Linked DNA regions of Mus musculus: region 2 is linked to region 1. The links are chromatin loops, found by intact Hi-C in ENCODE. Cell type or tissue: left cerebral cortex. All regions are shown on one strand. Links, peaks and the distances in the headings refer to the core of each region. The heading gives the core; the rest is flanking DNA.

The links. Peaks named below come from ENCODE experiments on the same cell type or tissue, not always from the same donor. Only the 100,000 strongest peaks of a DNase experiment are listed, where the experiment ranks them.
Region 2: it touches region 1 in a loop (4-fold over the local background); 10 of 42 quality-filtered maps call a loop at or near these places.

What each region holds. Positions count from the first base shown.
Region 1 is chr1:133,845,363-133,861,280 of GRCm38, forward strand. It overlaps Gm31515 (a long non-coding RNA gene), which reads left to right and starts at 14,335. Exons shown (of 3, transcript XR_878539.1): 1 at 14,335-14,847. In left cerebral cortex, for the core only: no CTCF peak of the experiment used is centred there; DNase peaks (open chromatin) are centred at 8,020, 9,139, 9,518, 10,082 and 2 more places; H3K4me3 peaks cover 983 bases; H3K27ac peaks cover 2,607 bases.
Region 2 is chr1:133,900,311-133,916,228 of GRCm38, forward strand. It overlaps Optc (opticin), which reads right to left and starts at 6,863. Exons shown (of 7, transcript NM_054076.3): 1 at 6,621-6,863; 2 at 4,667-4,946; 3 at 3,340-3,472; 4 at 1,685-1,843; 5 at 678-880. The coding sequence starts at 6,724. Prelp (proline arginine-rich end leucine-rich repeat) reads right to left here. Exons shown (of 3, transcript NM_054077.4): 2 at 14,135-15,111; 3 at 9,994-12,471. The coding sequence starts at 15,095. The coding sequence ends at 12,296. In left cerebral cortex, for the core only: a CTCF peak has its summit at 11,284 (motif pointing right); DNase peaks (open chromatin) are centred at 6,178, 7,986, 8,705, 9,069 and 2 more places; H3K4me3 peaks cover 851 bases; H3K27ac peaks cover 1,702 bases.

The DNA of each region.
Region 1 (15,918 bases), core at 4,459-12,458:
ACCCAGAGGTGGGGATGGAGCTCTGTGGTGGGATACTTCTCCAGTATGCGCAAAGGAATTAGAACCCTGGCACTACAAAAAAGAAAACACAAATCAACAAAAAACTCCATGGGTTTCACCTACGTCTGACAGGCAAGCAAGAGATATTTTTGCTAGGCTCTGTGATATGAATTTTATGTGTTATATGTGATTTTCATTGTTGACAAATTCCTGAGGAAAAAATGAAAGGGAGGGAAGACTTTTCTGACTCACATTTTCAGACCCTGTTTGAGAGTCATGCCCATTCCATAACTCGACACTCTTGGCCTCCAAAAGGCCAAGGCTTGTCTTATAATGCGAAATGCGCTCAGTTGCTCCCTAAGGTCTCAATAGTTCTAACATTGCTCAAGGTTTAATTTTATTTCAGGCAGCACATATCTTTAAGCCCCACACTCAGGAGGCAGGGGCAGGTGGATCTCTGAGTTCAAGGGCAGCCTGGTCCAAGAGCAAGTTCCAGGATAGCCAGCACTATACAGAGAAACCCTCTCACAAATTAATAATAATAATAATAATAATAATAATAATAATAATAATAAATAGTTTAATTTCAAAGTCTCTGAAAGTCAAGACAAACCCTTAGCTTTGAGTCCCTGAAGAATTAAAAACTCAGGTCCCACATTTTCAACACTCAAAAGGTTAACAGTCTTTTGCTTGTTTTTGTATATGTATGTGTGGTGTGCATGCATTGTATATATTATTGCATGCACATGTGTGGGTGTCCCTTGAGGCAGGCTCTCTTACTGAACACAGAGCTCCATAAGCCCAGCTAGTTCAGCCAGCCAACCTGGCCCCAGGGATGTTCTGCCTCTGCCTCCTGCACTTTAGGCAGCTGCTCCACCTGCCCAGCTTTTATGTGGGTTCTGGGGATGCGAACTCCAGGCCCCACACGTGCATGGTAAGGACTTTACCCACAGAACCACCTCCCAGCCCACATTCCAGTTCTGAAAGGGAGAAATGGGAACACAGAAAGGAGGAGATAGGACCAAAGTAAGACCAAAACCACAGCAGACCAGAGTAATATGCACAGTGTGAGCTCCGATGGGCGGGGACGTCTTCATTCCTATGGCCAGTAGCAGCCCACCCTGCTGTCTGTTGGGCTGACTCTGATTGCTGCCTTGGCTTTCCTTGGAAAGTGTCCCACAGTGCTGATGTATCTGGTACCCTGGAGTCCCCATTTCATCCTCATACGTACTTTCACAACTCCCCACGCCACCTCAGGGGCTGTCTCCCTGGGAATCAGATACAGGTACACATTACCTGTTTCTCTAGGCTTTCCTTTGAAACCTGAGTGCAATCTTCTGTGACTCCACAACTCTTACGTTCTAATTGCCTTCAAAATGAGCACTGCCTGGATGATGCCAGGATCTGATGGGGGAGGGGGGCTGTAACGTTCCCCTCCCCCATGCATCCCCGAGGGCCTGGAGGGCCGATCATGATGAGAAATGAATCCTGGGGAAACAAGCTCCTAGGGTCCCTGAGGTACCACCTTCTGAAGGGAAAGTCTTTGGTTTATAATTTTATGCCCTGAGAAGGATGGTGTTGTGGTTTAAATGAGAAATACCCCTATAGGGTCTTGTATTTGAACACGTGGTCCCCAGTTGGTGATGTCTGGGGGAGGGTATGGAATCTTTCAGTGTCACTAGATGTGGGCTTTGAGGGCTTCTAGCCTGGCCCCATCTCCCACTTGCTCTCTCTACTTCCTGTGTGGATGACGACTGTGGTCAGACAGCTTCATGTCCCAGCTGCCGTGCCATCTCCACTGCTATTACAGACTCTTGCTCTCTGGATCCGTAAGGCAAAATAAACTCTTGCTTAACTCATTAGTTGCTTTTGGTCATGGTATTTTATTACAGCAACAAAAAATACAGATGGGATCTGGCTAGTTCTTGAAGCATCCTCACGGTATCACCCCGGTGGCCCCAGTATGATGTACTTCTTTATAGGGACACTGATCTCTTTAATAACTGTACCCTTTTTTGTCTACAGTATTTAACACACCCCATTTTAGGGTTTTTTTTTTTTTTTTTTTTTTTTTTTTTTTTTTTTGCTGTGAACAGACACCATGACCAAGGCTACTTTTATAAGAACAACATTTACTTGGGGTGGACTTACAGGTTCAGAAGTTCAGATCATTATCATTGAGGCAGAAGGATGGCAGCATCCAGGCAGGCATGGTACAGGAGTGTTGAGAGTTCTCATCTTCTTCATCTGAAGGCTACTAGCCACACAGACTGGCTCTTATGTGGTTAGGGGAAGGGTCTCGTTGCTCAAGCCCACAGTGACACATTTCCTCCAACAAGGCCACACCCACTCTAACAAGGCCACACCTCTTAATAATTGCCACTCCCTGGGACAAGCACATTCAAACCACCACACTGCTCAAAGTACAAGTTTTTTTTTCAAGTCCTTTCATTCTTTTTTTTTCCTCCCAATTCTTTTTTGGGGGTGTGTGGGTGGGGATGTGGGAGTTTCAAGACAGGGTTTCTCTGTACAGCCCTGGCTGTCCTGGAAGTCACTCTGTAGTCCAGGCTGGCCTGGACTGGGATTAAAGGCATGTGCCATCATGCCCGGCTTCCCAATTCTTATTTATTTAATTATTTGTTTGTTTGTTTAAGTGCTCTAATTGCATGCATGCCTACATGACAGAAGAGGGTACCAGATTCCATTGTAGATGATTGTGAGCCACCAAGTGGTTGCTGAGAATTGAACTCAGGACCTTTGGAAGAACAGCCAGTGCTCTTATCTGCTGAGCCATCTCTTCAGCCCAGCAGTACCTAAACCAATTCTTACAATAAGCCTGGCTAAAAATAGCCAGCAGTACCTATACCACTCTTGAAATCTTTGTCAGACTAGTCTCTCGCCTTTAAACTCAGTTCCCCTCACAGTCTCAGTGGCTGAACGTAGCCACGTTCTCTGCTACTGTGCTACACAAATGGTCTCTAGACCCAAACCAACAGAGTCCCCCTGAGCATCTGAAACCACTCGAGCCCAGTCTTGACTGCATTCTGGTCTTCTGAGTTCATCACCCACTGAGCTCTGCATACAGTGTTCAAGGTTTTTTTCTGGTCTGGTTCTTTACGTTGTCCCAAAACTTATCCTGAAAACCAGTTCCAAAGACTGCTGAACTAAATCATCAGATAAAGGTAACACTAAGGGCTCCACTTCCCCCTACCAGTTGTAGTTGCTTGAATAAGAATGGATCCCTTGGACTGGAGAGATGGCTCACTGAGTAAGAGCACTGACTGCTCTTCTGAAGGTCCTGAGTTCAAATCCCAGCAACCACATGGTGGCTCACAACCATCCGTAATGAGATCTGACGCTCTCTTCTGGTGCATCTGAAGACAGCTACAGTGTACTTAGATATAATAATAAATAAATCTTAAAAAAAAAAAAGAATGGTTCCCTTATATAGGCCTATATATTTGAATGTTTAGTCAAGAGGGAGAAGCACTATTTGAAAAGGGTTAGGAGGTGTGGCCTTGTTGGAGGAGGTGTGTCACTGGGGGTGGGCTTTGAGGTTCCAAAGGCCTACACCAGGCCCAGAGTCTCTTCTTTTTTCCTGTGGCTTCCATATCCAGATGCAGAACTCTTAGCTACTTTTCCAGCACCATGTCTGCCTGCATGTGTGCTCCACCATCATGAAAATGGACAAAACCTCTGAAACGGTAAGCAAGTCCCAATTAAATGCTTTCTTTTATAAGAGCTGCTGTGGTCATGGAGTTTTTCTAGCCCTTGTTAATTTTATTTTGAGTGGAAATTTTGCCCAGTTGACCAGGATGATCTCAAACTCTTAGTCCTTCTGCTCCAGCCTCCTGAGGGACTAGGGTTACAGGTGTGGACCACCACATTCAGTTACAGCCCAGACCTTGAAGGCATGCGTTTAGGACTTGGTCCCCAGGCGTAGCACTGGTGGTGGGGAGGGGACAGTAGAACCTTTAAGAGCTGGAACCTAATGTAAGGATGTTAGTTATTGGGAATGTCCCTGCAAAAGGGAAATTGGATCCCTGTCTCCCCTCCTCTTTTTTAATCCTGGCTTTATGAAGTGAACTTGTCTACCCTGTGTTTCTGTCACGGTGCACTACACTGCCACAGACGCAACAGAAACCCTCTAAACTGTGACAATAAGCCTGTCTTCTTTAGGCGCTGGTTTGTGAGCAGAGTGTGGTGGGTGTGCCTGAATCTGAGCACAGAAATACAGAACTGGGAGATTCTGAGTTCAAGGCCTGGGCTACATTACAAGACTCTGTTCCAAGAAAACCAACCGACCTAAAACCTTCTAGTTCAGCTGGCTCTGTGCTAAGTTCCACATTCATAGCCCCAGCCTTGCACAAAGCCAGGGAGAGTGGCTTGCACTTGAGATCCTACCGCTGGTAGATGGAGTCAGGAGAGTCAGGAGCTCAGCATCCTCTGCTCCCGCAAGTTCTAGGCAAGTCTGGGATAAATAAAACCGTGTCTCAAAAACATTTAAAAACTTATCTCAGGCCGGGGGCATCAATTAGGCTTGGGATATTGTTTAGTGGCTCAAATGCATGTCTAACATTCCCAAGGCTGGAGAAACAAAAACAAAAACTCAGTTATTATTATATTTTTTCTCCATAGTGGAAAACTTGCAGTGGCCAACAATTATAAACAGAAAGCTCGTTTGCACCACACACCGAGTTCATCCAGGTCAGGAAGCAAGTCTTCAGAACTCAGCCCAATACTCAGTAAATGTTAAATGTGCTGGAAGACACATGTTAAAAGACGCTCACCACCGTCCCTGGTCTAACCAATGCTGCGTAAGGGCAGGAGCGAAGACATGTTGGGGAGGGTTGCATATTCATCATAGATTAAAACTTCTTTTAGAAAGTCAGCTTCACGTGGCTTAGATGGACTGGAGTTCACACGAGTCATGCAGAAGTCTCTGGAGGGTTTGGGAGATCAAGGACGAAGGGGCTTTCTTTAGATTTCTTTTGCCATCAGGTTGCCTGCTTACGCTGCTGGCTTGTCCCTTCCTGGATGACAGTTCTCCCAACTGCAGGACTCGTAAGTGGTGTCAGCATCTGACTCATGGTGCTCCTCAGCTCTGTAAGTACCTTGCTCCCAGTCTTGATAATTCAATATCTATCCATCACTGCTCATTTTCTGGGACAATTACTGGACACTCCTTCACTTCAACCTGCATTTTGAGTGTGCTGTTGCGCTCGCTTCCTTCTGCAGATTATGTTTTATAAAAGCCTGTCTTAGCTAAGGTTTCTATTGCTGCGGTGGAACACCATGACCAAAAGCCTCTTGGGGAGGAAAGGTTTGTTTCGTCTTCTAACTTGTAGCCTACGAAGTCAGTCTGGGAACTGGAGTCAGGAACCTGGAGGCAGGAACTGAAGAAGAGACTACAAAGGAGGACTGCTCACTAGCTTGCTCTCCATGGCTTCACCCACCAGAACCACCCACCCAGGAATAGCATTGCCCACTGTGGTATGGGTCCACCCACATCAATCATTAATCAAGAATGCACCACAGGCCAATTTGGTGGGAGCATTTTCTCAGCTGGAATTCTTTCTTTCCAAATGACTCTAACTTATGTTAAGATGACATTAAAAGCAGCTGGCAGAATTGACCCTTTGTCAACTTGACACACAAGCACATCACTGTTAAACTACAACCTCTCCTTTCTTGTTGACTCTTAAGATCTCATATTAATATTAACACCACAATATAAAACATTCCAAATTTAAAAGGTGATTTATTGTCTTGGTTTGGCTTTTACTGCTGTGAACAGACACCATGACCAAGGCAACTCTTATAAAGGACAACATTTAATTGGGGCTGACTGACAGGTTCAGAAGTTCAGTCCATTATCATCAAGGCAGGAAATATGGCAGCGTCTAGGCAGGCATGGTGCAGGAGGAGCTGAGAGTTCTACATCTTCATCCATAAGAAGCCAGGATTAGTCAGTCCTCTGGCAGCTAGGATGAGGGTCTGAAAGCCCACACTCACAGTGACATACTTCCTCAACAAGGCCATGCCTCCTAATAGTGCCAATCCTTGGGCCAAGCATATTCAACATATTCAAACTACCACTGTGTGTGTGTCTGTGTGTGTGTGTGTGTGTGTGTGTGTGTGTGCGCGCGCGCACGTGCGCACGCACTTGAGTGTATGTATGTGCACCATGTCTGTTCAGAGGTCACTGGAGGTCAGAAGAGGGCATCAAGGCCCCTGGAACTGGAGTTACAAGCAGTTGTGAGCTACCATGTAGGTTCTCTGTAAGAGCAGCTGAGCCATTTCTGCAGCTCCACAATCCAACTTTTAAAAGGTTCATAGTCTTTAAAAATTCAAGCTTTAAAGGTCCTATCTCTTAAAACACCCAGAGTCTCTTCCAAAGCTCAAAAGCCTCTCTAAATTATCCAAAGTCTCTTCAAAAGTTCAAAGTCTCTCAACTATGGCCTCCTGTAAGATCAAAAATGAGTTACATACTTTCTTATTCTAAGAAGGAAAAAAAATCATAACATAGTCATAACGAAATCAAAGCAAACCCAGCAGTCAACAATGTATAAAGTTCAGTGCTTGGTGTCTGGGACCCATTCATGACTCTCTGAGTCCCAAAGGGTCTTGGCAGCAGTCATACACACATACAGCTTGTCTTATAGGCTCAGGCCTGATCCAACAAGGTACTGGCATCTCTAAAATGCCTGGGTCTCCACTACAACTGGCCTTCCTCTTCATCAGTAGCCTCACTTGGGCTCTCTCTGGGACTCCAGCCCTGCCACGCAGTGCCAAGGCTAAGCTGTTCTCCATGATCCTTTCATGCCTTCAAAACCAGTACCACGTGGGTGACTCTTACACCACCAAATTCAGCTGCCAGCATGAGGTGCACTTCATGCTGGCGGCTTCATGGACCCACTTCATGGACCGCAGTGATGCTGATCTCTTCTTAACCAGCCGCAGCTGGCCAGCATCAACTGTTCCAACAAAGCAAAGGTTTCACGTTAATGGCTCTGGTCTCTTGTTAATCACAGCTGATTTTCAGCCTCAGCTGACTAGAACCATGGTATTGTAATTCAAAATGTCACTCCAGAAGCCCCTGCAGCCCCTTGAAACTCCACAAGCCAGGGCTCTACCATCTGCCTTGCTCTTACCTTAGCATTATCTCCTCAGTTCCCACAGTAGCTCACTAAGCTCGGAGTACTCAGTGGATTTTCTAGACCGAATTCCAAAGTCCTTCCACAACCCTCCTCCAAACAGTCACAGTCTACTTTCTGGCTCTGATTTTATTCTTAGTTAGTGTCTCTATTGCTGTGATTAAAAAGCAACTTGGTGAGGAAAGAGTTTATTTCATCTTAGTGCTTGTTGTAGTTCAGGAAATCCAGGCAGAGGCCAGGAGGAGGGCTGCTCACTGGTTTGTTCTCCAGGCTTTGTTTTGAGTTGTTTTATTTTGGGGGGGGGGTTGGGGGTGGGAGTTGGGGGGTTGGTTTGGTTTACAAGACAGGGTTTCTCTGTCTCAGCCTTAGCTGACCTGGAACTTCTACTGTAGACAAGGCTAGCCTCTAATTCAGAGATTCGCCTGCCTCTGCCTCCCACATGCTGGCATTAAAGGCATGTGCCAGCAGCTGGGTGTGCTTTCTTATCTAGGACTGGTCCACTCAGGGAATGGCAACAACCAGTGTAGGATGGGCCCACTCACATTTGTCATTAATCAAGAAAATGTCCCATAGGCTTGTCTACAGAGCATCTTGGTAAGGGCATTTTCTCAACTAAAGTTCTTTCTTCCCAAATGACTCTATGTTGTCTCAGGTTGACATAAAAACTAGCCAGCACATACCCTCTTCGGTTGGGCCAGCAGCTCCTTTTCTCCCCAACATAGCTGGTCATGGTGAATGGGTCTGTGTGATCTTCACCATGCCCCACAGACCAGCTTCACAGCAGTTGCAGTAATCCCGAGTCAGATGTGACTCACAGGCTCCCACTGTAGCTGCTGGCCAAGGTAGATGTCCTCATCTTCTCTTCGATGTACATTTCCACAGAGAGGAGGCTCTACCTTCCTCACTCCCTGTTCTGTGTTTTCAAACAGAGTGGTGAGCATGTGTTATTCCATCTTCACAGCATCCCTAACCCAGCCTCACTTGGAGACAGAGCCTTGCTATATGTCCCAGGCTGTCCTGGAATTCTGGATCCCCTGCCTCAGTCTCCTGAGTAGCTGGGATTTGCAGGTCTGTGCCATCATACCCAGCGGCATCTCCTCTTTAAGGAATCCTCCAACTTCTCTATGGCCCAAATAGAGCTATAAATTGTGGTGTCTTGCCCCCATCCCCACAGAGTGGGACTGTAGATGAGGCTGGCTAGTGAGAATTCTCCATCCTCTGACTTCAGAAAGGGCTGCAGGGACAAGCACTTACCTATCTAGAACTGACCAGTCTGCTTGGAGAGTTGAGACTTTCACGGACAGAGAACAGTCTTCTGGGGTCTGGAAGCTATAAGGATATTATAACAAGGGAGTCCTCTGTCCATCTCTCTCTACCCGGAGGAAGGGCTATACTACGGAAGAGAAGAAAGCTCACTCTAAAAAGAGCAGAGATAGAATTATAGTTGACATGCTGGGATGCTGACTTTGGGCTAGACTCCGTTAGAAACACATTGTGTGGAGGCTCTGGTTTATTCACCACAGAGGCCCTCTGAAGTGAGCTGACTATTGTAGCCACTTCACAGAAGGGGACGTGGGGGGCTGAGGCCTGCATCCCATTCCCAGGTTTGCATAACACCAGAGAGTAAGTTCTAAGGTGAGAATGTGAGATTCCTCTCCCCACTTTACAAGGTGAGGAACTTCCCCTGGGCCTCCAAGAATGAATCCCAAGGTTCCTGTGTTTGACTGAGACAAGTGATTGACTCCAACCCAGGGATGAAGAAAACCAAGCAGGAGAAGAAAGGGTTAAGCAATGAGCTTTAACACCACCCACCCAAGAAGGTTCCTGGAGCCGAGATTTGAACCCAGGCTGTGGGATTCCAAAGCCGTCAATCCACACAGCCTTCTCTAGGAGCCAAGATGAGCTTTAGTTAAGGAGCTGAAGGACTTACTCATTTATGAGCAAGTGGGAGAAATGTCAGCACACTAGAGTGCTGGCTGGAGCTGAGCCTGGCATCGGCTGACTTGTGAGCTTTCTAGTTAAGGAAGCCAAAGCACTCCCAGTGTTGCTTAAAAATAATTGTACACCAGTCACTTGCAACCTTCTGATTTCGTTGTGCAACAACTCCCCTTAGAGAGAGGGAACCTTCGAACTGCCACTACCCTTCACACCAGGATACAATGACGCTCACTCTCTCAGATCCCTGCAGGTAAATGGCGCGTTCTTGAGGCAACTGTGGCTGGAGATGAGCTGACCTATAAATGCACTTAACACTCTGCTAACACAGTTTAAGTAGTCAATAATTGTCGGACCTCTCGCTTCCCTTCCCCTGTTAGGAGTAGGTGCTCAATAGCATTTGTTGAATTGAATTAAGTCCTCTGGAGGCTGCAGGATGCTGCCTGCGTTTGAAAGCAGCTGGAGCTGCGGAACCACCAATCCCGGCGCTTCTCAGCCTGAGTGGCGCCTAACAGCTCTATTTGGCTGTTAAAAAAAAAAAAAAAAACAAAACCTGCCCTTCCCTCTGTTTCCCTGGTAGCCTCCTCCTCCCTGGCTTTCAGTCCTCTGACAGAAAAACAAAACAAAACACAACAAAAACAAAACAAAACATCAGCGTGCACCTCGGAGGTAGCCCGGACCCTCCCATGTCTCTGGTTCCCACCCACTCAGCTGGTCCAACCCCGATTCACCTTCTAGGGTTTGTTTGTTTGCTTTTTTTTTTTTTTTTTTTTTTTTTTTTTTGAGCTCTGCTTCTCTTCTTTCTCCTGGTCCTGACTTGCATGCTTCGCTTTTCTGGATGCTTGCAACAGCCTCCTCGCTGGCTTCCAGCCAGCCAGCCCTACGAAGAAGAATCAGAGACAGCATGCTCAAAAGGACCAAACCTCTGTTAGCTTAAAACCGCTTGAGGATGATGTCAAGCCCGAGGTGGATGCTCGAGGTTCTCCTTGGTAGCCGGCGCCGCCTGGGTGGCCAGGCTTGTTTCTGCCATGTGCTATTTCAAGCCTCCATCCTTGCTCATGCCTTTCCCCCTGCTTAAAAGCCCTGGGCACCACCCACTCCTTATTCTTCAAGAGTTCCTTTACTTTTTTTTTTTTTTTTTCTGGAAATACTCAGCCCCTACACCTACTCTCTGGGGTAAGACTCTGCCTCTCTGTGTTCCCACAGTGCCCTACCTGATTCTGCCTTCTTACCCTGTTAGGACTTGATCACACTGCTGTTGTTATCAGCACTTTAAGGCCTGTGGTGATGAATGACTCATTAGTGACCCCTGACCCTACAAAGTGCCCTGCATCCAGAATCGCCCACCTGCAGGCAACTTGCAAGCTGCAAATAAAGGGGCCAGAGAGGAAAGGGAAGAAGCTAATTTTTTGCAGCCTGATTTTCTCGGCCGAGTTGTCGTCTGTATCCTGTGGCCACCCTGCTTTTCACAGCAAACGCAGCAGGCTTAGTGGTTAATTCCTGAGAACTCTCTCACCCGGGTTCTTTCTCACCTGGTAAAGTTGTTGGCTGTGAAATTTCACCAGTGGGAGAAAGGGAGAGGGAACGTTTCTTTGGGATGCCCTAGGGTTTGTTCAATTGTTCAGATTATTGTATCTCCCTCCTTATAGCTATGGGTGCATCAAAATTGAAGAGGAGACCTCTGACTATACCATTTCAGTTTGAAAAAGGATGACGTATTCCCTTATGACTAAATATAGAGCATGAGTCTGTGCTGATGCATAACTTAGGCAAATGCATGTAAATCCCTTGTGGACGCCCGGGATCCCTGTCTACTGAGTCACAGCGATGGGAGGTTCTCTCCTGCTGGGACCTCCAGTCACAGACCTAACACTGACCCAGTGGGCAGCCGCAGCAAGAGCAGAAGGCATAGGGACTGCCACCCTGGGTCAGGCAGGGTCATGGGACTTGGGGGTTGAGCTGCTGCGGGCATTCGTTGGCGGTGGGGCAGGTGCTGCTGGACGTTGATTCCTTTATAACTCTCCCCAACCTCTCTCTCCCCGTCGTGAACCTGGTTCCTGTTTTAAAGACACTTCTCCTTTCTGCATGGATTTTCTCTAAAGAAAAAATGGCTTTGAAATCTGCTCTTCCTTAAGTCATCCACCAGTTCAAACCAAACATGGCAGGAGGTATCCTGGCCTTTGGGACCACTCCTTATCCTCCAACCCCACCCCCAGCCCCCACCCCCCACCCTGGTTTTCTCTTTTCTTCCAGATGAAAATTTGGCCTCTACCTGCCCTCGTGATTGGAAAAAGTGGCGTCAACTCATCAAAGCAGAACCAGGCTACTACTTAGTCCTTGATCTGTGGGTTACCGGGAAGGCCCAGGGTTACCCAGCCCTTTCTGGTCCCAGCCAGAAACTGGGGGGTAGGGTTCTTTAGTTGGTGTCAGGCCTGCCTGGGGCAGAGAAATGGTGGAGAGAGACTGGGCAAGGGAGGAGGGGTGGCTTTGAAAAGGAATGTGTAGGGGTGACATGGTTAATGTCCCAGGTGAGCCAAGCTGGAAGGGAAGGTCAAAGAGAAGTGACTTGTTTCCTCAGGCTGGCTGCCTCCTTGTGGATGCTGAGGCCAAGCCTACTGTACCCTCCTTGCTATCTCTGGGGGGCTGGCACGCGGGGGTGGGGGGTTCCTTGGCAGAGGGTCAGAAGAGGCAGGAACTTGTACAGTTGAGAGGGAGACCTGTATCGTTGAGGGGCCTGCTGGGCCAGTTGGTAGAGTCTATTGGTCATAGACAGCAGAGTCCACGCAGAGTGTCTGTTTCCAAGGTTAAGTCCAGGTTAGCATTTTGAGGACCTGGATTCTCCAGAGATATGTTAGGGACAGGGGCCTATTCCAGAAGTTGCACGTGGAAGGGATAGAAGGAAGGAGGCTGGACAGAAGCCAGCTGAACTGCGGTCCTGTCCAAAGGCTGGCAGAAAGAGGGAAGGCACCTTGGAGTTCAGCATCCAAGTCTGAGGCAAAGCTAGGCATGGGGGTGCACATCTGTGATCCCACCACTCAGAGAGCTGATGCAGGTGGAGTGTGGTGAGTTCAAGACCAATCTGGGAATCCGCTAGGCAAGCACTGTACTACTGAGCTTCATGGCTTGGCCATTTCTTCTTCCTTTAGCCATGAAGCAGAATCTTAAGGAGACACCTGATTCCCTAGTCCAAGCCTGCTTCTCCTGGCTTCCTGTGCAAAGCTTCGGCCTTCTCTAGCCCACGGAAATGGGAGGAAGGAAGAAATGGGTATCACTTCTGGGCAGCATCTTTGAGAGAAAGACATAGACTTCTGCTCTCCCTGTCTAGACCTGTCCGTGACGGCAGGAGCAGGCATCTGAGGCCTCAAGAGAGAATGCACACATTGAGGGTAGCAGGCTGACAAGACTGGCTGAGCTTGGGTCGCTATGACTGTGGAACTGCCAAACTGAGTCCTGAGCTGCTTCTCCTGAGACGTGGCTGAGAAGGGGTGTGCCTCTATCCTAGTTCAGCCTGTTACCATGACAGCAACCAGATGCCTGTCTTGTTTTGTTTGTTTGTTTGCTTGCTTGCTTGCTTGCTTGCTTGCTTGCTTTTGAGACAGGGTATTGTCATGAGGCCCAGACAGGTCTCCTCCTGCCTCAGCCTCCGGAGCATTAGGATAGGAGGTGTGCAACATCATTGGAATATCTACCTCACTGAGCAGAGGACACAACTGTAGGGACAGAGATCTTACCATGTCAGCCAGCTTTATGTGGGACTTGGGTTTCATGAGCAAGATGACTCTTCTGAGCCTAGACATCCGGACCTCCTATCTCCTCTCTCTTCACTGATCTCAACGGAGGTCAGGTGAGGTTGCTAGGGCTAAGACTCAACACCTTCCCCCAAGACTTGTTGCTTTCCAGTATACAAAGGACCCACACTCTTGAACAAACCGGAGGTAACACGGCCCCACTCACCTTGACCTAGTAGAAATGGCAGGCGATACAATCACTCATGCAAGGTGGGATTGGTGGTGACTGCCTGGTGGGTGTGGCAGTGGACTCTGTGATAGATCAGTCCCCACCCTTCTCTCCCAGTCGGAAATGTTACTTTGGCAGAGCATGGAAGTCAAAGTAACATTTGCTTACTTGCTTATTCATTTAGATTTTTAAAAATTATTCAACAGTTCCACACATACACGTAGTGGTCTTGTTCTCTGATTCTTAATGTTAGGGTGCCCTCCATCACTCACCCCCCACCCCCACTGCGAATGCCAAAGAATGCCTCAAAGACCTCGCCATGTAAAACAACCTCACTCAAGAGATTTACTCGGGGGAGGGGGGAGAGGGGAGCCCAAAAGGCTGCCTCTGAGCAAGGATGGAAAAGAAGGGGGGAGGCATGAAGGTGTGGCCACCGGAGCTGAGTCGCTGAAGGTGGGATGGGGGGCACCTGGTTCTGGAAGGAGGGTAGCTCTTGTTTTACCGACGTTCACTACTCTGAATTCTGACAGGATAATTCTGAGCAGGATTTATATAACTAATAACTTAGAGCAGGCTGAAGGGTTTTCCTCAGATAATGACATTCTTTCTCCAGGAGGCGAGAGCAGGGTTTGGATTGTAGGTAGCATGCAGGAACCCTGATGTCACTTGCATGAGGTTGTGGATAGCCTGCATGGGGGCCTAGGCTTCTTTCCATTCTGAGAATCCCCCAGGAACCACATCAGACTCCCCATACATCTTTGGGCACCATTTACATGTTGTCCCTGTGTAAAGTGGTGGCTTTCTGGCAAAGCCCCTGTTATGGCTTATGTTAGCCCTAAGGGCGTACAGTCCGGTAAACCAGCCAGAGGTTTTAGCCACTCTCCTAACAGTGAGCCATGTTGCTATCAAGCAATCCAGAAGCCAGACCAATCTGCCTTATTAGAGCCCCAGGAAGAGGCCTGCCAAATTGAGTAAATAAAATGCAGGCAAGCCAGGCACATTTGAATACAGATAAGTGTGAATGTATAATGCTGAGCACGTCACGACCACATATCAGGCATCTGGCTACCCTACGGAAGAGGGGAGGCGTTCCTTTGTTTGACCTTGAAGGCATCTGTCTGTCTTTGTTCTGGTGTCTCTTTATCCTCCCATTGAGTACATGGCTTCTCTAGAAGGCAGATAATTTACTACAAGATTGACCCAACAAAGGCGCCCACAACCAAGGGAGCTCCATGGGTTTTTTTTTTTCAAGCAGGAAGAAAGAAATGAGTGCTCTTAGGCCCTGGAGTTGCCGCCTGCATTTCCCACATATAAGCAGAACTAGTCTTTCTCACTTTTCTTTTTCTTTTATTATTATTTTTTAAACATTTCTTTAAAAGCTCTTACAGCATAGGTCAGGCTAGTTTAGAACTCGGGATTCTCTTGCCTCAGCCTCCCAAGTCTGGGGTCCTAGGAGTATATCACCAAACCAGACAGAGCTAATCTTTATGGCAAGAAAAACCTGTAGGCCGAAGCAGAGCACAGAGAGGAAGCCGGTTCTGACCGGCCAGTGGCGCTCAGAATCCTAATTCCAGCTCTTCTCCAGGCCTGCCGTTGACCGCGTTTTCTCAGCTTCCACAAACTTACGTTCTTTTCTGCCCAAGGGCTGAGATCAAAGCAATGCAAGTTGCAACTCTTTGTTTCACTGTGCTGGTGGAAGCTATTCCATCTCATTTTTCTCCGGGTTTGAGACAGTCACTGCCTTGTGTCACCTTCCCTGCATGATCCCCAGCCCAGCAAAAGCCCAGTGGAGTTTGAGGTAAGTTAATGAACGACTTGGCCGGCTTAGGGTCAGCAGCCTGAACTCAAGTTGATCTCCTTTGTGCCCGGGACCCCTTTTAAGCAGCTCATTGGAAGCTCTCCCCATACCTTCGAGCTACACACTTGCCCACCCGCAACTGTCCTGAAAAGGGGCGAGGCCTGCCTGGGAACGCACATGCGCACCAGAAGAACAGAAGACTCTCCAGTAGGAAGCCCACTTGGGGCCTTCTAAGGAGGCCCAGGCCTTGGTGTCCATACCCAGGACAGTCCATGGATGGAGCAGAGAAGAATGGGGAAGGGGGACCCAGGCAAGCTTTCCCAGACTGCTGCTGTCTGCGTAGTGGAAGGCAGGGAATGGGTGTGTGTACCGAGCCTCACTCCCTGCAATACTCTGTGAGGTTGGAGGATGCAGGCTCAGGTTGCACCAAATTAGTGGCACCTGGAAGGGGGACACTCAAGCCTCCAGACCTGCTGGAAGATTAGTCAGCTGACAGGCAGCCTGAATAGACAGACCCAGCAAAAACTCCCTGGAGAGCAGTGGTCCTGAGCCCCAAAAGGCAGGGAGCAGAGTGAACTCTCAACATGTCCCTCCCACCCCACCCCTGACCCTGTTTTTGAGGAACTCCACTATTTCTGGAGGAGCTGGGCAAATTGTTTGCCTTTTCAGGAGTTACAATGTTCCTTTTTTTTTTTTTTTTTTTTGTCAGACCAATTTACAACACAAAAGAATGGCTTACCATTCAATTATGGGAGAGGAAACAAAACAAACCAAGGCACCCAACATCAAAGTAAACATTATTTTTGGCAAAATGTAAGGCGATGTGGGGAGTTGGGGAAAGGCTTCCAGAAGTTTCTGTTAATGGCCCGGCAGTCATCCTGAGGCCCCTTTCCCATGGCAGGCTCTCACCTTCTTCCCTGACTGGTGTTTTCTGTGTCTTCTTCCTGCATGTCTTTATCCCCTGGCTTGTTTGGGTTGTGCCTGTCAAGTCTGCGTGCTGAGTTATGCTACAAGGTGAAGATAGCCTTTTACGGAATGGGAGTGTTGATGCAGAGCAAGGGCCCAATGCCC
Region 2 (15,918 bases), core at 3,681-11,680, 54 kb after region 1:
CCTGCCAATTTGGATGTAGGACTCTCAGCTCCTCCTCCAGGACCATGTCTGCCTGCATGCCACCATGCATCTGACCTATAATCAAACCCCCAGTTAAATGTTCTCCTTTGTAAGAGTTGCCGTGGTCATGGTGTCCCTTCACAGCAACAGAAACCCTAACTAAGACACGCATCAAGTTGTGTCTCTTGTGAATCTGACCATGGAGAGTCACTGACTATTTAGAGGTAGACTTCAAAGCCATTAAGATGGATTGTAGGAGTTGGAATCAGAGTGAGCTCCACAGACAAACTGGAATTTTCAAGGACAGAGTGGATGAGCTGGTCTGGGGCGCTGGTACAAAGAGGAGCAAATGCGTAGATAAAGGCCAACGCTAGAGCAGCATCCTCACAGAGGGGAGGGGGAGCTGCCGGCACTGGCTTCTTGTGTTCTGCCCCCATGAACAGGATCCTGGGGCCTGATAGCACCAGGTTTCCTATTTGCAGAGGGTGTAGACACTACCAAGATGGCATGATGTAAAACACCCTTTTCTAGAGAATGTTTAATAAACCATACATGGAAAAAGGAAAAAAAATGGGAATTGATTTTTGGCTCTAGACAAGAGTGGAGCATGAACAGCTGTGAGGTCAGGGTACATGAGAAGGGTGCACTTCGTACGGCAGACTGATGTCCTGACTCACCACGAATGCCTCAGGCTGTATCCCAGAGCTCTGCAGCCGATTCAGGCGGACGTCCAGGAACTCAATGCCACTGGGCAGCACAGGCAGGGCTGCCAGCTGGTTCTCTGGAAGGATCAGATCCTGCAGGGCAGGCAGCAGGCGGAGGGCATCGTTGTGGATGGAGGAGATGGAGTTGCCAGAGAGGTCGATCCTTCTCAGTTTTGCTGGTGGATGTTGGGAGAGAACACAGGGTGAAACTGGAGCATCTATCCCTCCTGGCCCCGTGTGGGCTGTGCTGCCTCCATAACTTGGCCCATTCTTTGCAAGGGAGTTCTAACTAGCTCACCTCCTGCACCAAGTCCAGACCACAAGAAATGAGGCCAAATCAGATCTCCTTTTAGAAAAAACATGGCATTCCACAATAACTTTCTCGAGAGCTTTGGTTCTATGGTAGTTAACCTACCTTAAAAGACTCGTTTCCACCCCCTAATTCCCACCCCCTTCTCCAAGGACAATAATCAATAAGTTCAGGAATTGCTGCATTCACCCTGCTACCCCACCTACACACTCCTGCACAGCTTACTTTACATGGAGGACCCAAAAGGCTATCAACAATGTGAGGTAGAAGCTGGAGGCCAGCTCCTGCCTTCCACCTCAAACAGAGAATATGCTAGGAAGTAGCAAATCAAAGAAATAGTAAAAAGCTTGTTAAAGGCATCAGGGCCATAGAGAAGAAGCTTAGGGGAGTCTAACCCAGAGGCCAACTGTGGGAGGCCAGGAGGGAGGTCTGTCCCAGAGGCCAACAATGCTGGAACCTTTTGGAAATGTTGCCTCGAACAGACCTTCCTTTTCCTGTGCCCCAGATCTTTCATGAGAAGAACTGGCTACTTCTGCCTGCCATTTTAAAATCTTAAAGGAAAGGAACTGGAAGAATTGGGGCCTCTGTCCCTTTGACAGCCAGGAGCTCGTGTCTGTACCCTGGCAGTCCTCTCTGCCTTGCCATCACCCTGTCTCGAAGCCTAACTCACTCAGCCCTTTGAAGTCTCCAGCCTGGATGTGGCTGATGTGGTTGAAGCGAGCATATAGGTAGGTGGTCATCTGGGGAAGAGGAGGGATGTTCTCCAGGTCTGCATCATCACAGTAGACAGAAGAGCCAAGGCACACACAGACCAGGCAGGTAGGCAGGCCTGGCCGAGTAGAAGACAGAACAGAGGGAAAGCTCTGGTCAGACTCTCTTCAGGCTTCTGTGGCCAGTGATCTTTGCCTCAGTGGATGTCTAAGCCATGGGCATCTGTGGCCCTTAGATGGATGGTTTTCTCCCCCCAGAATCACCCAACACAATGCACCCAGGCAACACTCATAGTTGCTCTCAGTCCTGGCTTAAAAGAGGATTCACCTAACTATCACTCAATGCAAGGCTCCTTGGTGCTTTCATCAGACCCTGATCCTTTTAAGTTCTGAGTTTATGTGGCTCTTTCTAGGACCTCTGTCTATCTCTTTTCCAGAGGACTCTTCTCTAGTGTCAAAAGGTACAGTGTAGATGGAAAAAGCTAGAATTATATGGAGTGGTCAATCGTTGCTGTCTCTGTCTTTGGAAGAGGAGCTGGCCATGTTCTATGTGGATTCAGGAAGCATAGCAGAGCTAAGGTAGAACGGACCGTGCCTGCTTAGCATCTGTTCCCTCTTGGGATGTCATCAGTATCCTGATTTTACACTGGAGAACAGCCCTGGCCTCTTCTCTGTCCCGAGTGCTCTCTCTGCACCCAATGGTCAAGAAATTCAGACAGCTGACCAATGTTAGTGTCCCTGGCTATCACAAGAGCTCAGAGATGACTTAGAGGGAGGCTTGTATCCAAAAGGCACCAGAAGAAAGTTCACAGTCCAGAAAATGAAGCAGCAGGAGGGACAAGCCAGGGCAGGGGACCGAGGCTCTGTGCCCTTCTTCTTCCAAGGCTAAGAAAGGCAGGTGTGACTGAGACCCTTTATGGTCTCTTCAGGTCTGAGACTATAGCTATGAGAATGGACTTCCCATGGCCATCCCCACTTCAGTAGCCCAGGTCCATGCTGGCGAATATCCTAGAGGAGAACAGGACACCGAGCACCAGCAATTCCTGAATAAGCTTCATTCCTCCTGGGTCCCAGGCTTTTGATCAGAGTCAGGGGTGCTGCATCCCAGTCTCAAGGGAAGGAGGAAGGCATTGGGGGAGGGGCTGAGGGGTGCTAACAAGGGGGAATTTGAAACTGAAGCTAGTGTCTCTGCTTCATTTGCTCCCATGCCAAGTGACAGCCACAGTTACTTATTCTCCTCTCTAGGCTTTTAATCATCTCTAATCTAATTACCACTCAAACTGTTCCCCCAAGTGATGCTGTTAATTAAGGTAGGGTGGCTTCGCTAAGGTGTAGGAGTGCTTGCTTGCTTGCTTTGCGTCCCACTCAACTTGTGCATAATATTTATACAAAAGTATCAGGGACAGCCGGCCACTCCCCCTTTATGGTGGTGGTGCTTGGTTTTACCATGACAACCTCTCCTTCTTTTCCTGCTCTCAGAAGACAACCCAGACCCAGGACCCCCTGGCCTTAGCCCTCACCACACCCCACTGTAGAACTGCCTGGTGCTAGCTTAAGGTTGCTTGGCCCATGCGTGACCTATGAATACTGTGATCTTCTGATTGCACGCACTTACCATGACTGCTCTGGGAGTTTAGTAGGCCAGTGGTGGTAGGTACGGCCATCGTGAGGTTTGGTGACAATGTCTTCTGAGCCACAGTGCTAGTGGGACTAGTTCTTGTTGGAAGAGTCAGATTGCTTATTTTAGCCTGGAGATACAGCACAAAGCACACCACAGACCGGTCTATGCCTGAGAAGGACTTAACCATGACCCCTGGAAACCTCAATTACCCAGTTTAAACTCTTGCAGAGGAATAAGTGGAGGGAGGGAGATATAAAGATGGAGCAAGGAAGGGGCCTTATCGAGCAGAGCATTGAGCGACTCCATACACAGATGAAGACATTAAGGTCAAAAGAGGAAGGGGGCTCAGAAGTTCCCAACATAGAGCTGAAGTCTGGATCTCTGGTCATCCAGGCTGGTGTTCATTCCGTCCTCTCCATTGTATAGGTTGGCACTACTCCCTTTCTCTACCCAGACCCTTGTCACATCGCAGATGGACCATGCCACACATAGTTAGTCTCTGCAGAGGACAGGAGATCTGGGAGGACTTCAGACTGGAAGACAGACTACAAGTTCACAAGCTAGCATTTCCCTTTTTTTAGGGAGAACATGGAGACACTGCTGACCCTCACCCCATGTCGTGGCTCATGGGGAGGACCCCATGAGGACTCCTCCTGGGAGTGGTCCTACCAAGTGTGCCACATGGAGTAAGATATCGGTGGCTAGTGTCCTCTCTTGTAGTGGCCTGTAAGTGACAAGTTCCTCAGGAGGGATAAGAATTTGTACCTTATGCCTGCCTGGGAAGATAGCACTGTTGTAATGCAGTTGCTTTGTGAGAGGAGGGCATGAGTTTGGTCCCCAGAATTCACTATAGTTTGCTTTGCCATGGTCTTTGATTAAGGCTCATAATCTTGGAGATGGGGAGGCTCATTGGCCGGCTAGCCTAGCCTTCTTGACAAGCTCCAGGCCAGTGAGAGGCACTGCCTTCAACAAAGTGAGATGACTAGCTCCAGGGAAAGATCTAAGGTTGTCTGTCCTCTTTCTTTCCTGAACATGCACATGTATAACACACCCACACACAGACACACACACATACACACAGGCACACACACATACACACCCACACCCACAGACAGACAGACACACACACAGAGACACACACACATACACACAGGCACACATACACACACACACACACGCGCGCACACACGCACACGCAAACGCAAATTAATATCATATAGTAAAAGTGTTGGGAGAGGTTTGTATTATAGGGCAGGTGAAAAGGGATCTGGTCCCTAATCCCGTTTCTTGCAGGGATTCCAAATCATCTCTGTCCCCTCACCTCAGGGATCTGGTCTCCATAGTCTGCCAGTTCTTCATAGTTGCTGAGATCAATGACCTCGTTGTAGTCCTCTATGCTCAGGGTATGGTTCCCCACATACAGGGACGCGTAAGTGTCACCTTCCTCAGGGCTCTGCTCTTCTCTTTCTCTCTCCCCTAGGAGAGAAGCTGTCTCTGCCTTCTGCAGCACCAAGCTCAACAGACTCAGGAAAGCCAGGAACTTCATGAGGTTCTGAGGGAGGGGTAGGAGTGGGAATGGCTGAATCCCTCTGAGGTACATCCTGTGGGTAGAGGGCAGAAGGGCCGTTATTTTAGCTTGGCTTGTAAGAATGGCTCACCAAGTTAGGCAGCCTCCAACCTGCATACTTGCTCACTCTTGCCCTCTGACACACAAGCTCACTCAGCATCCTCATCTCACACTCTTTAAAGTCCGGTCTGTATCTGGAGGTATCTTTAGCCATCATTCCCACTGCGCCTCACAGTGTGGTGATCCATCACTCGGGCTCCTGTGGACAGCTTCCACAGGCTGGCTTACTCATTTCACCACAGACGTGCATACCAGAGTCCCATGTTTACTCACCTGCTGGGCACTGGTGCATTTGCACCAATATTCTCTAAGAAACAACCACATATTCAGGAGAAACCCCCCCCCCTCTCATCAAAACAAAAAACAAAACAAAACAAAAACAGTAGCAGCAATAACAACAACAAAATAGCCTTAGAAAAACTACATTAAAGAGACTTTTGGCTGGGCATGGTAGCGCATTCCTTTGATCCCAGTACTTGGGAGGCAGAGGCGGGCAGAATTCTGAATTCGAGGCCAGCCTGGTCTACAAAGTGAGTTCCAGGACAGCCAGGGCTATACAGAGAAACCCTGTCTCAAAAAAACGAGAGAGAGAGAGAGAGAGAGAGAGAGAGAGAGAGAGAGAGAGAGAGAGACTTTTGTTTCCTTTTTTCTTTTTCTTTTTTTTTGTGAGATAGGCTCTCATGTACCCTAGGTTGGCTTCAAACTTATGTAGTGGAGAAGGACTTTGAACTTTTGATCCTCCTGCCTCTACCTCCCATGGGCTGGGATTACAGGTGTGCACTATCATGCCTGGTGTATGAAATGCTGGGTATCTAGCACAGAGCTTCAAGCATGTTAGACAAGCCTGCTACCGACTGAGCTCTCTCCCTAACCCTACTTGTGGCTACTCTAAGGCCACTCGGTCCTTCAGTCACTTAAACATCCATGGGACGTTTATTAAGTTGTAGTCCCCGGATATTCCTCTCTCTGGAGGTGCAGAAAGGAATGAGGTCCAGTCCTTTGTAGGAACAACCAGTCACTTTGGAGACAAAGTCTTAGAACTTAACATACAATGTAAAAGAAGGACGTTGGCTGGTAACATCGCCTTAGAAATGCAGCATTTTAGAAACACGTTGTGGAAAGCAGAGGGTTGGTATGAGGTTCTGCAGTGTTTTGCCATCAGAAAGCTCGGCAGCTATCTGTATACATATGTGTCTGCACTTGGGTTCCTGGGAGGACATGGTGTGCAGGCGTATGAGCACAGACGTCGTCTGCAGGTCACTCACATCTGTGCAGGCAGGTGGAGGGCTGAGTGTGCTGTGGATACGGAAGTGCCTGCAGCATCGTAGCCATCCATCTGCAGCTGATTACACAGCCCTCCCAAAGCCGCCTGCGCAGGTTTCTTCCTAATCTCAGCCGGGCTGAATGGTAAGTCCCCAGCAGTAGTAAGAGGTCGTATCTCTCTGTTCCCTATTCCCACTCCAAACTGAAATCTATGCTCTTCAAGACCACCCCCAAGGCAGTTTACTGACCACCCGGAAGCCCCTCGCAGCTTCTTTGATCAGAGCCTTGTACTCTTGCCATTCTCTGCCCAGTTCCTGCCACAGCCCCGACTCCATCCCTTTGCTTTTGTGCCAGTGGGCATGAGGCCTCCAACCTTGGACCTTACCTTTTAGATGCTTTTGGTTCCGTCTGGCTCAGCAGCTTCCAGGGAGCTTCTGGTGGAGATGATGACTGCCTGTCAGAGCAGGGGACAGCTAGACACCCCCTCATCTATTGGCCAGGGAGAGGACGAGTGGTTGGCCAGGGATGCATGTGTCTAATTAGATTCCCCATTCTTTCAAGTGCCCTGCTGTTTCCCTTCCTTTTTCCTCAGGGGTCCCTAATCTCATTTCTTCACTTAATGAACAGGAATTCTTTGTGTGGGGGTGAACACACACACACACACACACACACACACACACACACACTCATGGCCGCTACACCTTCTTCTCTGATCTTTGAGGGTTGGTCAGTTAGATTCCAGAAGACTCATCCAAGCTGAGGTTTCTTGGATGGATGGAGCTTGCTGTCCCTGTCCCCATCCCCATCCCCCACCCCACCCCACCTCCACTCCCTCAGAAATAACGACACTGGACTTCATAGATGGAATCCAAAGAAAAAAAGAGCTTGAACTGGGGCACCCCACTCAGCCCTATCCCTAGAGCACTGTGGTGGTACAGCAGGAGACAGGGAGTCGGGTAAGATGTAAAGACTAACTTCAAGCTCACAAGCAGTGGTCACCAACAACAAGACAGGAAGTTCTCTAACTCCCGTAGGAAGAAAGGACAAGGACAGGAGTGGGACATTGGCTTACAAACACCCAAGACATTGTCATTGTGCATAGCCTCTGGCCTGGAACCTAACACTTCTCTCCCAACTCTGACTTTCCATGGGCCCCATCTTTCTTTGGGATGTGCCTCAGATATCCCCAGAAGAGGGTAGGGGCTGGCGAATGTCATCCGGATTCCGCTGCCCAGGCTCTTCTCAGATGCTCTCCACCCCCTCCTCCTTTCCTCTGGTCACACCCTGAATCCCAGCAGGGAGGCCCTCTGAAGACCACCGATACAGGACGAAACAGAGGGCAAAAGAGAAACGATTGGTCCAAGGTCACCCAGGCCTAGCCGAGCACTACATTTTGAGTGTTAGATTCTGAGTTCACAAGGCTCACCTTCTTACAACTTCATCTCAGGAATCCTGAGAACACAGTGACTCTACCCTCAGAACAGATGGCCTTAGCAGAACCCACCCCCAGCTTGCGATGCCAGGTGAGTGGGCAGACCTAATAGACCCCGAGGACTCCTCAGCTGCTGTGGGAAGGGGATTCCGGCAGCCAGAAGAGGCCGCCTGCCAGAACAAGGCTGTTTTGTCTCGGAGATCCCCCATCTGGGAACTGACAGCTTCAGAAACTCGGCTGGGTGGAAGGAGATAAAAGTCACAAGCCAAGAGGACGCCCTCGAAGCAGATGGCACATTTGGCTGGCCCTACCCCTTCATTCTGTTCTTCCAGAGACCCTCGGGCCCCACAGACAGCCGAGACCGTGGCCCCCTCCCAACTCCACGCAATTTATCCCTACAAGGAATATAGATGAGACTGTTCATTCATTTCCCCCTGCCACCTGCTCTCACACTTCTCCCTGCTCTCGGTGACACACCCCCCTTCACACTCCCGCCGCTCCTCTCCCACCCCACCCCGCCCCAGTCGCGCCATCTCGCCTGAGCGTCCGCCCCCGCAATCCCAGGCTGCGCAGCCAGCCCTGCACAGCGCCTGCGCCTGCTCCCACGCACTCCCCGCCCCCCGCCCCCCCGCCCCCCCAGGCAAACCCTGCGATGCAGGCAGGCTCTCATCCTACACTTTCTCCCAGCTTCTATTCCCGCCTTCACAAGCTTGCGGTCGGTCGTTCCCATGGATTTCGGGGGCATTGGTGGATGGGAACGTGGACCTGTGTGGGAAGCGGCAGGCGGGCGGGCACAGCCCCTGATCCACGAGCCTGCCAAGCGCTGCCCTTTAACAGAGACACGAGGTGTTACTGGTGAGCTAGAGGCAACAGGCCATGTGGACACAGAAGTCTGGCCAGTTGACCCTGCTGCTGCCCTGTTGTGGGCAGTGAGAGAGGAGGGCAGAAAAGTTCAGAGACCCGCCTGCCTTTTGGTATTCGCAGCTGAAAACTGGGAACCCCCATCCACTCCGATGTGGACTCCAGCCTAGCTAGCTACCGATTCGTATCTCCTCTCCTTCCAAGTCATACGCTTTCATTCTTCAGAGCCGGCTCACGCGAGACTTCCCAGGCTGAGTTGCATACAGTTAACATCATTACAACTAAGAGAAAAGAATTCGTGCATACACCCCACCCTCTTATCAAGAAATTAATTCCCCAATGGCATGGGGTATGCATCCTCCAGCTTTGAATTCCTTCCTGGGGCCTGCCTGGCACACACCAGGCAGGTAGGGCTGGCCGAGGGCATCTGTTAGTTTTCATCCTCCACAAGACAGCCTAGGTTAGGCGGGTTGAGAATCCCCCTCGGTAGCCAAATCCCCTCTAAAGAGAGCCCTGGCAACTACTCTTGTCCTTTTGAACTTGTGCGTGGCCTGTAGATCTTTCCAGATGATTTAGTCCTTGGCTGCTTGCCCTGGGCACTTCCTGTGCACCCTGTATTTCTCCAATTAGTTAGAAAAGATGACTCTTCCTGCAGTGCCTTGGTGCTGCGCACTGAGAAACCCTCCACAGTTTGACATTGGTGGTTTCAAAGAACATGGCTGCTTTGATTTCAAGTGGAGCTATTAGATTTCTGGACTGACTTTAGGGATACTTTTTTATTTTTTACATGAAGGTTATGAGTTTTGAGGATATTGTCTAAGAAGAGGCTTTGCGACATTTCTTTTAGAAGTTTTTTTCTTCTTTCTTTTCCTTCCCTTCCCTTTTTTCTTCTTTCTTTCTTTCTTTCTTTCTTTCTTTCTTTCTTTCTTTCTTTCTTTCTTTCTTTCTTTCCTTCTTCCTTCCTTCCTTCCTTCCTTCCTTCCTTCCTTCCTTTCTGAAACAAGATCTTACTATGTAGCCTTGACTGGTCTCAAACTCCTAGAGGTTTGCCTGTCTTTGCCATCTGAGTGCTGGGATGGCAGCCACCACCCCTGGCTGCTAGGAGTTTCTTAATAAGGTATTTGGGGGGCTTGAAGCCATGACTCAGAAGCTAGGAGCATTCATTACTTACTCATTCATTTAGAGGACTGGGATTTGGTTCTCAGCACACACACAGAGGCTCTCAACCACTCATCACTCCAGTTCTAGGGGATCCAGTGCCAACTTCTAACCTCTGTGGTCACCAAGCACACATGTGGTGCACATACATACATGCAGGCTAAGTGCTCATACACACAAATTTAAAACACACCTTTTAAGACAAATTTTTTTTTCTCTCTCCCTATCTTCTCAGCGAGCAGTAGGGAGCTGGAGAAAAGACGGCTTTAAGTAGTCCTGCTGCCTTTGACTCATTCACACAGTCAGCTTTGTGCTGGGTGTTTTCCATATGACTTTATTTCCTCTGCTGTGAAGCTTGCTGGAATGCGGACGCTGTATCAGAGTTAACATGGTCTTTTGGAGAATAGATAAGATGTACAGGGTGAGAGCTGGCGCATGCACGCGCACACACATATGCACACACATATGCACACACATGCACCTGCATGTATAAATGCTAATGGCACTGATTGAATAAACTTGTGTGAGGAGGGGCTTTCTAAACCTCAAGGTAACCAGCACTGTGTGTGTTTCCTGTAAAGCCAGTTTAACTCTTGTCCCTCTAGCTGATGGCTGCAGAGAGCAGTGGAGGAAGCTGGCAAGGTCCACGGTTGGATAATGGGATGCTGATGGTGGGATGCTAGTTCAGGTTTGCAGGATCAGTGCCTGCCCCCATCCCTAGCAGCCACAGGAGCTGTGATCCCTGTGGGCCTCCTGAAAGGGGCAAAAGTTGCAGGTTGTCATAGGTGCAGAAGGGGCTTGTCCAGGCTGTAGCACCAGGTTGCTTTCAGCCGTAATGATACATTGACTTAAGCAGGAGCCTTGGAGAAACCAGCTGCAACTAGGGTGAGGAAGTTGCACAGCAGGGAAAAGAGGTTGTGTGAAGTGGGCTCTATTTTCAATGCGAGAAAGGTGATGGGGAATATAAATGGGGTTTCTGGACTATAGGGCCCAGCCTAATCCAATGTTTTAAAACAGTTGTGTGACACCATCTTGGGGAGAGGAAAAAGCCTCCAGAGACTCCCCCAGCCTAAGGAGAATTGGTCCTGTGCCTCACTCACTTCTAGAACATTCATCTCCACATCCTTCTCCACCCAGGCAAGTGTGGCAGGGCAAAGGCAGCCTTCCGGTGAGGGAGGAGAAGGGAAGAAGAGAAAGGCAGGGAGCCCAGGTTCTTGGAAACCCGCCAAGCTGCTCACCTGGGCTAGGAAAGGAGGGTAGCAAGTCTGCGGGGGAGGGACACTCTATGCAGGGAATAAATTAACTGCAGAGGGAGAATGGGTGATGCCACTTGTCCTGCGCTAGGTGTGCTCTAGAAGAGGGTGCACAAACAGGAGCTCTGGGAGGGACTCAGTTTACAGATGTGGAAGCCGAGAGCAAAATGAGCCCTGGCAAGGCCTCTGTCAAACTAGCTTCCCTTAGACTCTCAAAGACTTCTCATTCACAATCACTCCTGATAGGAATGAACCCCCAGCCTCTGCCCTTTCCTTCAGACCCAGTAGGAGAAAGCCCATGGCCCTCTTCCCCTAGGGAATCAGGGAATTGCAGTATCATGCCACCAGCCACCAGATGTCGCTGATGAGTCGGCCTTAGAGGTAGAGGCTAATCCCCAGTATGGAAGAGGCTTCTGGGAGATTCCCAGGTGCTCCACCTCTTCCTCTGTTTCTCAAGAACTGCCCTTGGGGTGGGATGACTCGACTGAGTCTCACACATAATAGAGAGCAGATGAAGTGGTGTGATGCCTCTTGGCCCTCCATTGTCAAGTTTGGGTAAGGGAGATTGCAGGGCTTGGCGACATCCACATAGGCCCAGTTTTGGGCTCTGACCCCACAGCTACCCTCCTATTAGCCAAAGTCTAGTTCCTTGCACCACTTTGTCCCTGGCTGTTCCTTTCTGAGGCCCAGCCAAGAGGGTGTGTACTGTGTTTGCCCCAAAGGAGGGAGATGGGAAGCGGAGGAAAGGCTGGAAGTTGTGGGGAAACCCTGACCCTCCACCCCACCTTAGTCATCCCCCACACTTCCTTTCTGAAGAACTCGAGACAGTAGGGAACAGGGTGACATCTGTCTGGTGTCAGGAAACAGTGGCAGAGGACAGCTTTGGAAGGGATCTCAGGCCTAGGAGACCTGGATTTGTCGGCCTTCTTGAGACAGTTACCCAAATGGGGGAGTTCTCAATGGAGGAACTTTCCAGGGTTCACCTCTGGAATGACTTCTGCTTCTGACTCGGCTAAGACTAAAATAAGATGTCAGTCCATGGCCCAGCCTTACCCATGAGAGACTCGTGGTGTGGGGGAAGAGAGGGGATATGTCTGTTGGCGTACACCTGTGTTTCTGAAGCAAAGGGAGACCAAAGAAGAGCAGAGGTCTTGGCTGGCAGGGTGTCTTTGGGCTGGGTGGGGAATCTTGCTTTAGAGCCGGAGCAGGTTATACAGTATTTACCATCCTCACGAAGGGACGAGAGGAAGGGCAGGGCTGGGAGCGAGAGAGGGAGACAGATAAAAACAGTGGACCCCAGAGCTTGGGCCACCAGCCTTCAAGTGCTGTCAGAGGAGGTCCAGCTCTGGGCACAGCCTAGATGACCACGGACTGCAGGAGGCGGAAGCACATCATGAGGTCCAGTGGGATGGGAGGCTTCAGAAAATTTCCATCCAGCCGCAGGTAGCGCAGGTGGGGCACGTTTTCCAGATCCGAGGAGAAGTCATGGAAGGCCACTAGGTTGTTGGGGCAAATCTGGGTCCCGTTGATTTCTGTGGAGGAAAAAGGGAGAGAAGTCAGCCACAGAGGAACTGGCAGCACGGGAGAGGAGAAAGGGGATGAGAGCCAAGAGTGTGTGGGCTCCATTGTCTATCCTATTCTCTGGACAGGGTGACTCTGGGAAAGTATGACTGTAGGTCACCTGATTTCCAGAGCAGGTATGATTGTAATCATCTAATTTTCAGAGCCAATCTATTCAGTTGTAAAATGATTTCAGTTGGGGATGATCATGGAGGGGTCATTTCCTACAGGAATGGTTTATTCGAGGACTAAACAACTGAACAATAGCGTCTTTCTCTGAGCCTTTCTGGCAATGCTCTCAGAGGCGATTTTACTTCCTAGGCTGACCTTGAACTCCCAATCTTCTTGCTTCATTCTTCCCAGAGTCGGAATTACAGGCACCATGCCCAGTTGACAGAGTTTTGTTGTTGTTTGTTTTGTTTTGTCTCATGGAGTCCAAGCCTGCTTTGAACTTCTGAGTCTCCTGCCTCCACTCCTCAAGCGCCAGGGTTACACATGTGTACTGCCATGTCTGGCCTGACACTTGCCTGAAGAGGACTGAGCCTCATGCTCTGGGCTACAGTTGGCACATCAAACTCGGGACTCTGTGAGTGTTCCTTGTGGAAACTGTCCTAGCTGAACATTACAATCTTCCAATAGAATCAGAAAACAGTTTTTAGCTGTTTTATACCCTGACTATGTAGCTGCCTCTGATTCCCCGTCACAGACTTTCTAAAAGCCAAGGCTCAGATCTGGGAAGGCCTTTGTCATGACTGCTGCTGGCTTCTTTTGCAGCGGGCAGGCCAGGCCCAGGACGTAGCACTTTGTATCTCTGTTCTACTGTTAGGAGAACAGCTAGCAGTATTTCTGTGTCTGTCTGATCTACAGGTCCAGTGGCCAGAGAAGCTGATGCTGATGAGAGGGGATAGAGAAAGAAAACCTCATGCCTTTCAAGCATGATGTTCAGCGCACTCCATCCATACACGATTAAGTCATCCTACTGATTCTGTGTTAGAAGATACTGCCACCCTCATTTTACAGGTAAGGAGACATTCCATATGGGTCTAGTATCTTTTCAAGGTTACTCAGACGCAGAAAATAGTGAGGCCACAGTCAAAACTAGTGGGGTTTCTTTTTCCTTGTCTTCAATGCTAAGGACACAATGTAAGGTCTTTTGTTTGTTTGTTTGGTTTGTTTTTTTTTGTTTTTTTTTTTTCGAGACAGGGGCTGTCCTGGAACTCACTTTGTAGACCAGGCTGGCCTCAAACTCAGAAATCTGCTTGCCCCTGCCTCCCAAGTGCTGGGATTAAAGGCGTGCGCCACCACCGCCCGGCAGAATGTAAGGTCTTATGTGCACATTAGAAAGATTTCTGAACTGGGTGGTGGTGCACACCTTTAATCCAGCACCTGCAGGAGCAAGTGGATCTGTGGACTACAGATTGAGTTCCAGGACAGTCAGGACTACAGAAACCCTATCTAAGAGGAGGAGGAGGAAGAGGAGGAGGGGGGGAGGAAGAGGAGGAGGAGGAGGAGGTGGTGACGGCTGCTATACCACTGTCCCAGTAGTTGCTTCTTGTTACCTCACAGTGGTGTTCCTGAGAAAGTGTGGCTGCCCCGAACCTCTTCTCTCCCCTTTGCCCCACCTCCCCAACTCACTCTCTATGCTATTGTTGTTGAGGTACAGGTGTTCCAGCTTGTTGCTGATGGCCGGCACGTTGCTGATCTTGTTGTGAGACAGGTGGAGCACCAGCAAGTTGGAGATGTTGAAGGAGTTCTTGGGGAGCCCGCGATCTGACAGTTTGTTGTAGTTCATGCGGATGAAGGCCAGGTTGGGGAAGTCCTTGAAGTACCCGTTGGGGATGGTCTCGATCTTGTTGCTATCCAGGTAGAGCTGGTGGATGGCTTGGGGGACTTTGGGGGGCATCTTTCTCAGGATGTTGTGGGCTAGATTGAGCTGCATGAGGTTTTTGAGGCCCTGGAAGGTGTCGGCCTTGAAGACGCCGTCGCTCAGCCGATTGTGCTGCAGATCCAGGAGCAGCAGGTTCTCCAGCTTGCTGAACACTCCGGGCGGGATCCTGGAAATGAGGTTCTGGCTCAGCCTCAGCTGTTCCAAGTTCCGGGGCAGAGCTGATGGCACCTCTTCCAGCTGGTTCTTCTCCATGTAGAGGAATGCCAGGCTGGGGAGCTTCCCCAGCACTCTCTGGTCCACCTTGCGAATTCGGTTGTTGTCCAGGTTGACCCACCTCAGGCCCGTGGCATTCTGGAAAGATTCCAGAGGAAGCTCAGTGATGAAGTTGTTCTGCAAGTAAAGGTAATGGATTCGGGGTGGGATGACGGGGACCCTTCGCAGGTTTCGGCTGTCACAGTAGAGGGCTGACGGGAAGTCAGGGGGGCAGTAGCATTCCCGTGGACAGTCAGGGAAGACAGATGGAGGGCCGGGAGGAAGAGGTGGAGGCAGGTCTGTCGGCTCTGCTGGCTCGGGGGCCTGAGGAAATCTGGGTGTGGGCCTCGGCTTGGGTTTACGCCTAATCCCAGGTTTTGGTCTTGTCGGTTGGCCTTGGGCCACTGAGGCCAAGATGAGGAGAAGTGGGAGGAGCCAGAAGAAGGATGCCCTCATGATCCAGGTGATGTACCTGCAGGAAGGAGACTGGGAGTTTAGCCTCTTGTGGAAAGGTGCGTGTTCGTAGGAAGCACAGGGGTCTTGAGGCATGTTGGAAACCCTTGGTGGTGGGGTGGTGGGTGGGGGCGGGCAGGGGGTGCTCTCTCTAGCTGTAAGATGAGAAGATCGTCTCAGCTCTTGTAAGGAGAGTGCTTAAGGTCTGCCAGGAGTGACATCCAAAATCTGCTCAACACTTTTTATATCACCCCTCCCCCAAGAAAAGCTCTCCACCTTCTTCATAGGGATGCTAGGATATGGCCCAGAGTCCTAAGCAGTGGGTCTGGAAGGTTCTGTACAAATCCCACGTTCTCAAACGGTGCCTAACACTCCTGTGCACAGTCTGAGGAGGTACACTGAGAAGGGGCCCCCAAGGTGACATCTGTGTTGGCTTGAGTGGCTTTGTTCTTTAAATCTGTTATAGACAGAAATACTGAGAGAGGTAAGAACAAACACACACACACACACACACACACACACACGCACACACGAGGGTGGTTAGACACAGCATTTGAAGAAAAGAGGAAAACATTTCATTGCTATAAATGGTCTACAGTCCACCCACCATGTCCAGCTCCCACTGTGGCTGGGGGGGGGTGGAGAAGTGGCTTGAAGAGGCCAGGAGACTGACAGTGAGCACGGGACAAAAAGGCAGGAGGTGTCCTGGAAGGGAACTGCTCAGATACCAGCGCTCACCCACTCACCCTTGCTCTGTCCCCTCCCCTGCACTTGGCCCAGGGACTGCCTGTCTTTGCCAGCATGAGCCGTGCCAAGAATTCTTCCC